Regions from separate parts of the Mus musculus genome. Here regions 1 and 3 are each linked to region 2. The links are chromatin contacts, found by Hi-C or POLR2A ChIA-PET in ENCODE. All regions are on one chromosome and are shown on one strand. The core of a region is the stretch at or near the end of the contact, and the rest is flanking DNA. Distances in the headings are between cores, read along the strand shown.

Region 1 (4,243 bases), core at 1,400-3,899, 69 kb before region 2:
CCACCGTGGGTGGGATATTGGCACTGGGATTTAGAGACCAGAAAGTAGCCTGTTCAACATCACAGAGCCAACAAGCAGAGCTGTAACCCACATCCAGCTTGTTCCATACTTGCTCTTCCTACCATTGTGGTTATTCCCCGGGGGCTGAGGTCTAGACCTTTGCCCGCTGAGCACAGAAGGCTGTCAGTCAGGGCAGCCTGCCTGGCCCACACAAATTTGGAAAGGGGTGCATAATGTATATGAACAAGAGGCCAAGCGTGGCAGAGAAAAGGCACTCCAACCAGCCAGTTTTCCAAGACACAGAGTCCAGCATCATACAAAACCCTCCTCGGGAAGGGGACAGAGTAATCCCAGGACTGGGAAGTCCTGAACCCCAGTCACCCACAGAAGCTGGAGGAGGCCAGGGTCCTGGAAACTAACTGCATTCTGGTAGAGCCAGCACACTGCGTCTTGCAGGGTAGGCTACAGTGGGAGGTCAGGGAAGAGCTTGGAGAAAGATGAGAGAGCGCTCCTCCAGAGCAGGGGGCAGAAGAGGGTCCTCAGCTCTGTGCCCTTCTGAGAGAGGGGGCTGTGTTGTTGTTGGTGAGTTTTTCTGTCTCCTTTTAATTTCCCCTGTCAACAACTGGTAGGACCTGTGTAGCCTCTGCTAGTGTGGTCCCTTCCTCTGACTCAGGGTCAGGTGAGGATGCTCCAGAGAGCTACCCAGAGCAGGAGCTCGGGTCCCAAAGTCTCCCCACACCAGGCAGGCTTGCTCCTCTGTGCTTCTATGCCCTGAGTACCTCCACATGCAGAGGTGTGTGGCCCTGCTGGGACTAGGGGAAGGAGCCTTGACAGCCCTCGCCCCTTGCCCCTACTTTCTTGTGCTCTGGATCAGGTTCATTCCAGAGCAGCTGGAAGGTGTCACTCCTGTTTCATAGAGAAGCCAGGGCCTGGAGAAGTCAGATTGCCCAAGAGCGGGAACAGGGATGCTCTGGAATGCTGGAGTGCATCCCTGGAGGCCCTGCTGAATTCTTCCCAGGCAGTCCGGTAAGGCGCCTTAACAGTGCACAGGGTGCTGCCATTTGAGAAGGTTCCTCAGCTGGCTGGACCCTTCGTCTGCCTGACTACCTCTGAAGTCCCTTGGCCACCCACATGCTTCATGGCCAGCTGGTTCTTGCTTCTTCTACCCTTTGTTCATGTCCTCTGTGAGCAAGGCAGGGACATTTGCCCTCCCTCCCCGCCTAGGGTATTCTGCATGTACAGTCCATACTCCTGCTGACCGGTGCGGCTAGCCCTTGCCACAGTAAGAGAGTCATGTGCTCTCTGCAGAAAGAGACAGCAGGCATTTCTTTCTACCTTGCCTGTGTCTCCGTTGGTAGCCAGAGCCCCGGAGAAGCCCCTCAGCTTTTCCTAGCAGCCCCTTCTCTAAGAGGAGTAGAGGAAGGGGCCACTTGTGTGATAGAGTGGAGGAGGAGGCTATTTTATGTCAGCCTGCCCCTGTTTACACAAGTGAATTAAAAGACTCAACTCCCTTCTAGCACGCACACCATGATTAAACTGCTGCAGATTAGGAGACTGTTAGTTTGTCTTCTAGGCTCCGCCTTACAGTTACCTGGCAACAGCCAGATGTGTCTGACTCACTATAAAAGGGGCTGCTTGCCCCTCACTCTCTTGCTCTCTTACTCTCTCACCCTCTTCCCTCTCTGTCCCTCCCCTCCCCCCTCTCTCCACGTGTTCATGGCCAGCCTCTACTCTTCTCTCTCTCCCTCCCTCCCTCCCTCTCTCTCCCTCTTCCTCTCCCTCTCTCTCTCCTCCCTTCCCAACTCCCTTTCTTATGCCTTAAATAAACTATACCCGCCCTGCGGCTGGTACCTCAGGGGGAAGGGATGCCTCAGCATGGGCCCACTGAGGCACCCCTTCCACCTCACCATACCTCATCTCTACCAAACATATCCCTGGCTTGCTTGCTCTCTTTTTCTTTGTTTCTTTGTTTCTTTGTTTCTTTGTTTCTTTGTTTCTTTGTTTCTTTCTTTCTTTCTTTCTTTCTTCCTTCCTTCCTTCCTTCCTCCCTCCCTCTCTCACTTTCTCTCTCCTTCCTTCCTTCCTTCCTTCCTTCCTTCCTTCCTTCCTTCCTTCCTTCCTTCCTTCCTTCTTTTTTATAAATCACAACAGAGACTCCGCCCACTTGCCTACAGCCACAGGCTGAAGGGATGAAGAGCCAGTTCAGCCAAACAGCTCCAGAACACTGAGTTATCTTATAAAAGTAAATTAGACCATTATCCTGTCAAACAGGTGTGAAGCCTTCACCTTCCGCAGGCATCTTGCCACCGTGGGGTGGAACCGGCCTGACACAGAGCTCTGGTTACCGGGAAGAGCTGACATAAAAGGCTACAGGGATCAACAGGGATCAGTGACAATGATGTTCAGATTCTCCGATGGAGCTTCCTCAGAAACTAGCCACACCCCTTGGACTTCAGTTTCATGGCCAATAGAGTCTGTTGTGGCATTATTCAAACAAACAAACAATAAGGTGTTCTTGAGAATAAGAGTTGGAACCTGCCCTTCCCTCCCACGTCAGCCCTGCCCTTTCACCAAACTTCCTCCTCAGAAGCCTGCCTACTCATATGCAAATTAACTTGTAAAATAGACACCCTGGGCTGCCTAGGATTTGTGTTTTGTACTCGTTCGGGATTCAGGCTGTATATGAGTTAGTGAGGACTGAAGAGAGGAGAGTTAAACAAACAAGCAAACAAACAAACACACAGGGCAAGAAAACAGGACCCAACAGCAGACGCTGACACCCTCCCGACCTGCAGTGCAGAGTGATTCCAAGAACCGCGCGCGACATTCCGTGTCTCAGGAAAGATGGTACCCACACTAAGCTCAGCCAAGAACGGCCTCCGCGCCCGCTTAATTTTCCGAACCTGTTCTTGTGGTGCTGATGGGGAGGGTGGCCGGGAAGAGAGGAGAGACCACTGATCAAGTTGCTGTTTGTATATTGGTTGATTGCTGTTTGCTGTTTGTTTATTGATTGATTTTTTTTTATTGGCCCCTGGCCGAGGATGAGCTAAGAAGCCTTTTGCATACCTTGACCTGACCTCACTTATCCTTCCACACTTCTACACCCTTTTCCTTCCTGCGCAGGGTCCTGAGCAGGTGATTCAGGCCCACATTCTCGTCATTCCCGCCTCGCTGCTCAGCCCCTTTCCTTGGCCTGCATTTCCTATTGGTCTGTATTGTGTACTGAAGCAGGGTGTTCCAACAGCCAGCTCAGAGTCTCTAGGTGTTCTGGGAAGGTAGACGGCTCAGTTTCTAGTGTGTTCTGACAGAGCCAGGCCTCAGAGTATAGCTACTGGGGCTTACCCCTGATGTGAGGGCTGAGGGTAGGGGAAGGAGGGGTGAAGAGCAGAGGAAAATCCCTGGGGCTCATGTTCCTTCCTGGGTATAATCTTCATTTCTCACTGCCCCAAGCAGAGGAATGAAAATTGAGAACGCCCATGTCCACAGACGCCACCTAGATGAACTCTGAGTTCTGACTGTAATCTGTAACAAGGTTAGCCACAAACCAGAACCACAGGGTGACACAGCCCGGGCTGTTTGTGCACTCCCCTGACCCCCAACACACACCCTAAATTATTTGCCTAGGAAAGTGGAGAGTCCAGTCCCTTTACCCAGTAAGCATTTTTTTTTTCTTCAAACTGTAGAATGCCAGGCGACCAGCCAAACATAAATTCTTTGGTTTTTTGTTTTTTTTTTTTTTCCAGGTCTAAATCAAGCAGTGCTTAGAGCCTCCCACAACGGGCCTTCAACCATATTTGGAAGAAAAGAAGGAATCCAGAGAGGAAATGGTTACCTGTGCTTACAGGCGGTCTGCACCACAAGCGCTGACTCAGCAAGAGGGAACTCTGCGTACCCCTGTCCCGAAAGCCCCTTGAGCAAGGACGTCAGAAAGAGACTAAAATGGAGGGACAGCCTCCGAGGGCCCTGGAGCAGGGTAACATGAGATCTATGACTATCTAGTCATTCGCTACCTGCATTTGAAAGCATATGCATTATTATGGTTGTCACCATTTATAGTAGTATACTTAGACGTTGTCCATCGAATCTGGACGCATACTCAATTTGAAACTAAATAAAACCTAAAGGAACATAGGTGACCATGAGGGACTCCAGGGAACATTCTCTGGGACGGAACTCTGTGAAGAGTGGAGAAGAGGCCTCTAGGATCAAGCTATTCATCATGGATACAGCCTCAGATCCAGGA
Region 2 (4,658 bases), core at 625-3,124:
TGTAGGTCCCTCATGGTGGAAGGAAAGAAAGGGTCCCTTGTAAACTGACCTCTGACCCCCCCCCCCCCACACACACACACATGCAAACTGACAAAGTAAATAAACAGAAGCACAATGAAGTGAAGACAAAACCATGGGTTTGCAGAAGTGTTAATTTCTCTCTTCTGAGGGGGAGTCTTTCAAACACCTCCAGGCATAACAGGCTGGGTTGTTTCCTTCACAGCAAGTGGTTTCTACTCATTCTTGGAAGTTTGTCTCAGCTCTCATCGGCTGAGAAACTTTCTCCACTTCCACCACAGCCCACACACCATGGGTGTGCAGACACAGACACTTACAGAGGCCCGAGATGGGACCAGGCCTCCTCCCTGGGCTGGGGCTGATGGATTGGAGTCCTGCTTCCAGCCGTGTTACCAAGCGTCTAACACAAGACTGGCTGGTGCCGGTGCTGGGTATTCTTCGTGAGGCTTGAGATGAAAGACGTGGGTGGAGCCTGCTAGCTACAGCTTTGGTGTTTTTTTGTTTGTTTGTTTGTTTTGTGTGGGGGGTGGGGTGGGTGCGGGCGTCTATATTGCTTAGATTGGCCTCGGGTTTTTGATATTTTTTTCTCAGTCTCAAAGATGCTAAAATTACAGGCCAGCCACTGAATACTCAGGACAGAGTATACAGTGATTGAATCGATTGCTTGAATGAAGATATGACCCAGAAGCAATGCCAGCCATTATTGTTGCTGGGCTGATTGATTGGATAGCAGAATGTGATTTCTGCTTTCTCCTTAAAAAAAAAAATCTCATCCACTTATGGGGGCTGTAAATGGATGCAAGGGTTTGGTTTGTTTTGTTTTCCATGAAAAGATAACAGTGAAATAGTTGGCAAAGGATTTGTAGGCAGAACGCATTTGCATCCCACGTGCCCTGACAGCTAGCAGAGCCCTCAGTAAATACTTGCAGAGGGGACAAATCACACTTAATTTTCCGGGAATGGGGGCAGGCAGCATGAAGCTCCCGAGAGAATAGCGGGGGCAGACAGCCTGGGATTACATTTTATCCACCATAATCCCACAAATCCAGAAGCCACCCGGACAACAGTTTAACTGGACTGAGCCTTACAGCTCCCCACAAGCTGCCCAGAACCACAGAGCTCCCGAGTCGGTGTATTGTTCGGGGGTGGGGGTGGGGCTTTTTGTTTTGTTTTGTTCTTTGAGGCAGGGTCTCACTATGAAGCTCGGGTGGTACATTGGAGAGAGCAATCTTTGGAGAGAGCCAAAAGGGGACTGTCAATCATCCGAAGTAGAATCCACTTGACGTCTCCGGCTCACCCATTCACAACTCCTCCTTTTTACTCTCAGGAACTTTTATTACGGAAAATTAAAAGGTAACAAAAGTGGGGGTAACGTGTTAGAAAGAAGCCCCCAGTATCAAGATGACCAAGCCACGCCGCATCTCGGCTCATCTCAGAGGCTAAATCTCCTTGCAAACGCAGACACAACCGGGAGCGACCGGAATCCGGGATTCACCGGGAGGCCCCAGGGGCTCCGTAGCGCGGCCACGGTCACCTCCTCTTCCCGCACGGCGTGGGTCACCTCGGCCTGGTGGCGTTCCTGACACTCCACCGGTAGTCCGGGGTGATGCGTGAGTGAGTCTCTCGGCGCCGGGCCCCCCGAGAGAGGGAGCGATCGCCCGCCACTTCCTCTTTCTCGCTCTAAGACGCCCTCTCTCCAGCCTGCTCCTTGGGTGGAGGCGGGTGCCCGCAAGCTCCACCCATGGGCGTGGTCAGCCAGGGGGCGGGGAAATACCCATATTTGGCCTTATATGGGCACTCACGTCACAGGACGCGCACTCATTCACATAAAACGCTGCGCTGCCGGCGGAATCCCCAGCTTTCTGGGGCAGCGAGCGGCGGGGCCGGGAGCCCAGCGAGCGGGGCGTGGAGAGCGTCGCGCGGCCCCTCGCGCCGGGCTCCGTTTGCAGGCCACAGCCCCCGCGAGGTGGCCCGCCCGTCCTCTGGCAGCTGTGGGGCGCGCAGCGTCGGGCCGCTGGGTGGCAGCGGCATGAAGGTCACGTCGCTCGACGGGCGCCAGCTGCGCAAGATGCTCCGCAAGGAGGCGGAGGCGCGCTGCGTGGTGCTCGACTGCCGGCCCTACCTGGCCTTCGCCGCGTCGAGCGTGCGCGGCTCGCTCAACGTCAACCTCAACTCGGTGGTGCTGCGGCGGGCCCGGGGCGGCGCGGTGTCGGCGCGCTACGTGCTGCCCGACGAGGCGGCCCGCGCTCGGCTGCTGCAGGAGGGCGGCGGCGGTGTGGCGGCGGTGGTCGTGCTGGACCAGGGTAGCCGCCACTGGCAGAAGCTGCGGGAGGAGAGCGCCGCGCGCGTCGTGCTCACCTCGCTGCTGGCCTGCCTGCCCGCCGGCCCGCGGGTCTACTTCCTTAAAGGTGAGTTCGTCCGGGAGCAGACTGCCCTTTGCCACCCTCCCTTGCTCCCCTGCACCCTGTGTTACCAGGCCCCAGGGTTACCTCCCTGCATGGGAACTCTGGACCGGAGAAAGTCACCACTTGCGGGAGTATGCACCCCGGGGTTTGACGTGCGCTTGGGAGGTCCTTGCAACACGTCAGCGCCCAGGGCTTCCTTCTCCCCACCCGCCTTTCCTCGAAAGCGTCTGGCATCCTGTCTGTCCTCTGGGTTGGGTGGGCTGGGAAGGTGCTGCGGGCGGTGCTCCCTAATAGTTCCGGGGGCCCAGAGCTCATGCTGGTCATTGGCGCCGTTGGCAGGCCACGGGGGTCGGAACCTTTCTGTACAGATCAGCGCGATCAAACAAGTTGAGACCCTCCCCCAGGAGAGTGGCGCCGCGGTGTCCCCTTTCTTCCCGCCTAGACAATTAGAGCACGTTAGGCTGTGTCTTGGTGGGCCTCTTGCCTTTTTGACCCTGGCAAGTCCCTCCCCTTCCTCTCCCTTTATTGCTTTTTATTGTTATCCTCCAGCCTCCTCCTCCTCCTCTCCCCAAATAGGCCGTTCTCAAGCTTAATTTGGGAACTGACAGCTTTCCCACCCCTTTCATCCTGTCATCCCCAGCAGGGGATTATCCTCAGAGACTACCAACCGGCCAACCTAGTTAAGAGAGGTGCTGCAGAGGCTGCAAAGATTCAGAGGAGATTCTGAGGCCTTTGATTTTAGGCCTCCGAGAGCTGCCTGCAGGCCCGACTTATTTCACCTGCTGTCGAGATAACTTTGGCTTCCGGTTGTGGGTGTGTGATTACTCTCAAACCCCACATCATTGATTTCTGGGTCATTTCCTGTGACTGCTCCTGCCTTCTAACCTCAAAAGTATGGGAACACTGGCCTGGGTGCAGGGGAGAGAGCTCTCAGATAGGGCCCCAAAACTCTGATGACTTGTCCAGGAACTCTGTTACGGTTCAGAATTCAGGTGCAGTGAGCTGAAGACCCAGTGTCAAAGCCATGCAAGTTGGAATTTCACACACTGTAGGCCAGGAAGATCCCAAGGCAAGTGGGTAGCTTCCCAGCTAATTAACACCTCTTGCTAACTGTTCCTTGTTGATCCCATTGGGAGATAACAGGTGGATGTTGCTGCAGCCCAGCTGCAGAATCTGCAAGGGTGGGTGGCCTTTTCTAAGCTCTGCAGCGGTCTCTCTCTCACTGTTAAAAAAATGAGGTAACATGTGTCCAGGTGACAATCTGAATAGCCCCAAGGGTGTTTAAGGAGATGTGTGTCTTCAGCCCACCCTAAAACCTAGTTCCTCCCCAGAAGCAACACCAATGAATTCTTCTTGGATAGTGTCTCCCATGGATGGCTTTTAAAAACAGATTGAGCCCATGTCATACCAGATCCTGCCTCTTTTCTTGGAGATCTTGGAGACATCCGTGTTGCTGCATGGTAGTGCCTTCGTCATAACCACTAGGCTGCTTCCAGTCTGGCTGTGTGAAAAGCCGTTACGGAGAGGGTAGATGTCCTTGCCGGTTGCTCTGGCATTGTGGGGTCTTGTCCTTCATTCAGACCGTGAAAGCTTAAGCGTGAAAGAGATATGCCTATGGTATTTGATAGATATTGCTGCCCTTATGACACCACTGAAGTTCAAACTGTGACAAAGAGTCCCTTTCTCTTAAATAGAGCACCCCAGATGTGCATTCGGCTCTGATTTAGTGGCGCTGGGTGTTGGTGCCAGGCCCCTTATACTTCCTACAGTTCCGTCTCCCACTGAAAGGAGATGCTGAAGACCAGTTAGGTGGCTGGGGCTTGCTTCTATAGAGTGCCTGTGCGCTGGCTCTCTGTTCCTTTGGCAACACAGTGATGATTGAAAGTAGACTCACTCTGGAGAAGGTTGAAGCGGCCTGAGGAATTGCTAGCACTCTTGCAATCCGAGTGAGGCACAAGTGAGCCAGCAGAGAGGAATGCTCTGTCTCCACACCTCCGATGGGAGTGGGCGGAAGGCAGAGACCTAATCTCCTGACCCCAGCCTGAAGAGGCAAGCCCTGTGTGCTCTGCCCGTTTCGTGTTAGGTTGTAAGCAACACCTCTTTCTGCCCCTCCTGCCCGCCATCTCTAAATGGTCTGTTTAAAGCCCAGAGACGAGGCAGCCCTATAAGGCCTCTCTTCCTTTAGTTTGGTAGTGCTTGGGCTAGTTTTTCTCCAAATGCCTACAAACCTCTTAT
Region 3 (4,814 bases), core at 460-2,959, 71 kb after region 2:
TGAATAAAGTTCATAAAATGTGTAAAGGCCTAAGAAGGAAAGTAAAAATCTCATTGTAGTGGAAACCATCATAAAAGTTCTGGTGACTTCACTATTATTGAAAAATAGGGTCTCCTTCAAACCCACTAAGCAGTAGATGAATTTGAACTTTTGATCTTGCATCCACCTTCCCAGGGTTCTGGGATCACAGATGTGTGCCACTAGGCTACCCAGTGCTGGGGAAGCGTCTAAGACCTCCTGTATGACAAACTAGGGCTTTACCAACTGCACTGCAAACCCAGCCGTCATCCTGAGGAACTGAATGAAGGCTTAGAATTCTGTTTATAATATACCCCAAACCCTCACAAACTGACAGGGGTAGAGGTCCTTAACTCCCAAAATGAAATTTTAAATTAAATTTCTTTCTTTCTTTTCTTTCTCTTTTAATACTTTTTCTTTTTTTTTTTTTTTTCCCTCAAACTTTGGGTGGAATTTGGCCAGAGTTTCAGATAAAGGATTCCCAGTAGGGCACAAGATTTGCCCTTCCTCGTAGACATGTTGAGGGTGAGAACTGCCTCAGGAAGCAGGAATGGTGACCAGGACCTTATTAGGTCGTCCAGGTTTGTTTGTTTATTTCCCAGTAGGCAATTTTAGAGTTGCCCAGAACTCTACTCCCTACACTGATTGTATACATTTAGCCGGGCAGTGATGGCATAAGCCTTTAATCCCAGCACTGGGGAGGCAGAGGCAGGCAGATCCTGAGTTTGAGGCCTGCCTGGTCTACAGAGCGAATTCTAGGAAAGCCAGGGCTAAAAAAAATCCTATACATTTAGGGACTGACCCTAGTACCTACCTATTTCTTTTCTTTCTCTCTCTTACTTTCTTTTCGAGACAGGGTTTCTCTGTGTAGCCCTGGCTGTCCTGGAACTCACTTTGTAGACCAGGCTGGCCTCGAACTCAGAAATCCGCCTGCCTCTGCCTCCCGAGTGCTGGGATTAAAGGCGTGCACCACCACCCCGGCTCCTTTTTTTTTTTTTTTTTCTTTTTTCTTTTTTTTTTAATTTACCTATTTCAAGAAATTTATTTGTGGCAATTGTACAGGTCTTTCTATAAGGAGTTTAAAGTCATCCTTAGCTACAAGGTGAAATCGGGGCTTGGAAAACTAAAGACAACCTCCCTAAATCAATCCCTTCAAATGTCCTAGCGTCCTCCAGTTCTCTCAGAGCCGTCAGGAGGCTCGGAACCAGCAGGAGGCGCTCTGAGCTAATAAAGAGAATAATGGAAGCGCGGAGGTTCTGAGCTCAGAACCCCAGGCAGTCACAATGAGACCTACATTCAAGTCGGGCGCTAGGCTGACAGGCCACGTCCTTTTTAAGCGGCCCGGCGACCACGTGACCTCCGGCGCGCTCGGCGATTGGCTCCGCTCGTCTCACTCCAGGCTTTGGCGCCGAGCAGGCCCCGCCCCTCACGGGCGCGACCATAGTCCGTGCGTCCGGAGGTAGTTCCTGCCGGCCTCTGGAGCGGGGCTCCTCCGAGTCGGACTCCCAAGTGATTCTCAGCAAAACAAGAGGATAAGAAAATCCTTTTCTCAGATCAGGTCCGTCTAAGAGGGCCGCGGGAGAGGGGCCTTTCCTACGCGACAGAGTGGAACCGGCCCAGACTCCCCCTGCGATCCGCATCGCTTCCATCGTGGTTCCGCCCGACGCGCGGGCCCCGCCTCCGCGGCCGCCGCCATTTTGTTTGGCCACAGGGGGAGCGAGCGGGAGCGAGCGGAGCGCTGTGAGGAGGGGGCTGTCTTGCTCGTCTTCCGAGCCTGCGGCCGCGCTGCTGCGGTGCTGAGGCGACGCCTTCCCCCTGCCGAGGGGCGCGGAGCCATGTACATCAAGCAGGTAAGGGCCGTGAGAGGCGGCGGGGTGTCCCGGAGCGCGCCGCGGGTGGGTTAGGGCCGGCCTGGGCTTGGGGGGGCGGGGAGGAGCGGGGCCCTGACGAGCCGAGCGCCGGGCTGCAGTCGGCGCTTTCCCCCGGGGCGCGGTGCGTGGAGCCGAGCGGAGCCGAGCGGGACCGGGCGCGGCGGGCTGCAGGCGGAGGCCCGGCTTCCTCGGGCGCCGCGGGCTGCTGCGAGCTGCTGGGAGGCCGCGTCGTTCTGCAGGCAGGCATGGCGGTGCATGGACCGCCTTCGCGAGGCCCCGGGCTGGGCTGCAGGCTCTCTCCGCCTTGCCTCAGGCTTTGCCCCAGCAGGGCGGACCCTCGCAGCAGGTCGCGTCGCGCCTGCTCACTCGGTTGTTTACTTCTGTCAAAATGCTCTTCCCGCGCGCGAGCGCCGAGCCCCCGGGACACGCGCTGGGCGACGTTTTTCTATTGGACGGGTCAGGCTCGGAGCGTTGCGATCCTATCTATCCCCTTTTCACTTAATTTTTATTATCTTATTTCTTTTTCTCAATGGACTCATTGGGGCTGGCCAGTGGTTTGACTGAAGGATGCCCTCTCACTGGGCTCGCAGGCTGGCAAGCTGCGACCAGCTCGCTCGCCCGCCCGCTCGCCTGCCTGCTGTCTGGACCTTTACTGTCGTGCAGAGCTCGGGGTCGAAGCCGCTGGGTTTGGAGAGCTTCTCCCAGAGCAGCCCTGCACCAGCAAGGGTTGCAGGCCATGTCGGAAGGGGTTTAGCGAATCTTTAACTTGCTTGCTCCCGATCGCAATGGTCTCCGCCGAGTGGACCGTTTCTGTCTTGCCTTGCGTGAGAAGCAAGAGACGGAGAAGGAAAGAATGTTGCCCTAGAAGTGCTTTCTGTGTTCTCAAGGGTTGTCTCTTCTTTAATAGGTGATCATCCAGGGCTTCCGAAGTTACCGAGACCAAACAATTGTAGATCCCTTCAGCTCCAAACATAATGTCATCGGTAAGTAAGTGTTCTTGGTTTACCATGTTAGACTTAGAATTGCTACCGATAGACGTGACAGGCCAGGGGAGACGGGAGTTGTCTTTGAATGTTAATATTCCTCCATGGGATTACCTGTTTCGTGTCTGCACCGATGAATTGCTTATTTTATAAAAATAAAATTTTTGTGTAACTCAGACGGATAAATCATTTTGGAGCCCAGTGGTGTAAGTTAAGTAGTGGAATGTTTGCCTAGCGTGTGTGTGTGTGTGTGTGTGTGTGTGTGTGTGTGTGTGTGTAGGATGTTGATGATGTGTCTTCATTTCAGAACCTTTTACATGAGAGGGTGTCGCCTGTTTTGTTCTTAGTCCATCACTGTTACTTTCTTTGAAGGATGGCTTATTTGCAGATTGTGGTCTTTTTCCCTTGCCAATTTCTTTGTGAGTGTGAGTTTTTATGAGAGACGTGAACAGACACTACCTGTCTCAGAAGGCCATTGGAAAGAGTAAAGAGAAGGGATATGGAAATTTGAGATTAAAGCTCACATGATTGTTGCCATTAACAGTACTTAGTTAAGGTTTTTTTGGTGTTTAAAGTCTCCGTTTTGCTGAGGAAACCACGTGCCACTGAATTTTGAAGGATGGATGAAGTTAGTGCTAGACTTGAGAGGTTCTGGCATTGGTGGTTTGACTGTTACAGTGTCCTAGTTGCAGTTTGCTAGGCCAGCCAGATGAGGTACTCTAGACAGTGGGCTAGGTGGTCCTGGAGAATAGAGGTTGGGGTTTCTGGTACCAGCAGGAGTGAATTCTGATGGGGCCTCATCGGGACCTTATCTAGCACTGTCAGTACAGGATAGGTGAGATCTGCGAGCAGACTTAGTCGAGGGGAAAAAAATGCCAGTGTTCACAGAAGGCCTTTAGAGAACAAGGCATTATTTACATAACATATGAAAGAAAACAACGAAGGAAATCCAGGAGTGGTTACTTAGTTCCAGCTACTCAAGAGGCTAAAGTGAGAGGACTCTTGAGTTGAGGAATTGAAGATGAATGTAGTCTGTGGCAGGACGGTTGGAGGCTAGGCTCTTTCTGCTGTTGGTACATGGGCTGCCCCCTTTGTGAGAGTAGAGTAGCCTGCTGTTTGTTCTCCTTGTGCTTGAGCTACAGAGGGTGCTAACCGACTAACTCGCAGCACAAGCATCTCCATTGTACTGGGCTTTTGCTGCATTTCATTATAGGAGCTTCCTGGTGTTTGCTAGTCTGAAAATCCTAAAAATGGAGAAAAAGAAATAATAACTAGGTTTTATGATATTTCTTATACTTCTAAGCTGAAAAATGCCTTAATATTTCAGTTGTGTGGTTGTCATCTGTGGAGATAGTGATTGCTATCTAGAATCATGTCTATGAGGTCTGTTAAGTATTTTTGTTTTAGTCAGATAGCAGTAGTTCTTTCCCTTTGCTTGCAACATAGTTTCTTTTGAGAGGAAAGTAAGAATTCTTCTATGTTTTAACTAAGATAAAGCTCCTTTCTTGATGCTACTTTTCCTGCCTGGTGCTGTTCACTGTGAGACAGATGGGAAGTTGTTATTAATGGGAAGAAAGTGGGAAGTAGTTAGGCAGTGAAGTTGTCTTTTAAATATATAGTGATGGGCTGGGGAGGAAGCTCAGCAGTTAAGAGCGCTTGCAGAGGACCTAGTTTGATTCCCAGCACCCACAATGGTGGTTCATAACCATTCATAACTTGTTTGAGGGGATCCAATCAATGCTTCTGACCTCCTGGCACCAGACACACATGCATGATATGCATATACATACATGCAGGTAAGATACACATACACAGAAGATGAAATAAGTAAACCTAAAAAAAACCCAACTTGTTTAATGATTTTGAGCCTAAAATAAAAGATTTGAAAGCAAATACCTCTTGAGCTGATCTTTGCCTCTGTGATTGCCCAAATATTGTTTGC

Evidence for each region. Hi-C counts contacts between places; a loop is a spot of excess contacts on that map. ChIA-PET counts read pairs that join two places held with the same protein, here RNA polymerase II (POLR2A).
Region 1: a loop to region 2 is called in a map of v-Abl transformed pro-B cells, with 2.7 times the contacts of the local background. The contact joins the promoter of 4833407H14Rik here to the promoter of Dusp5 in region 2. A Hi-C loop is called at or near these places in 1 of 37 maps with a recorded cell type or tissue (v-Abl transformed pro-B cells). POLR2A ChIA-PET finds 5 or more read pairs at or near these places in 5 of 5 experiments (Patski and embryonic stem cell).
Region 3: POLR2A ChIA-PET joins it to region 2 with 20 read pairs in Patski. The contact joins the promoter of Smc3 here to the promoter of Dusp5 in region 2. POLR2A ChIA-PET finds 5 or more read pairs at or near these places in 3 of 5 experiments (Patski and embryonic stem cell).

The regions. Positions count from the first base shown.
Region 1 is chr19:53,457,973-53,462,215 of GRCm38, forward strand. 4833407H14Rik (RIKEN cDNA 4833407H14 gene) reads left to right here and starts at 2,650. Exons shown (of 2, transcript NR_167900.1): 1 at 2,650-2,847; 2 at 3,744-4,243. All of the region lies in intron 2 of Mirt1 (myocardial infarction associated transcript 1), which reads right to left.
Region 2 is chr19:53,527,271-53,531,928 of GRCm38, forward strand. It overlaps Dusp5 (dual specificity phosphatase 5), which reads left to right and starts at 1,875. Exons shown (of 4, transcript NM_001085390.2): 1 at 1,875-2,426. The coding sequence starts at 2,048.
Region 3 is chr19:53,598,687-53,603,500 of GRCm38, forward strand. It overlaps Smc3 (structural maintenance of chromosomes 3), which reads left to right and starts at 1,710. Exons shown (of 29, transcript NM_007790.3): 1 at 1,710-1,868; 2 at 2,797-2,872. The coding sequence starts at 1,854.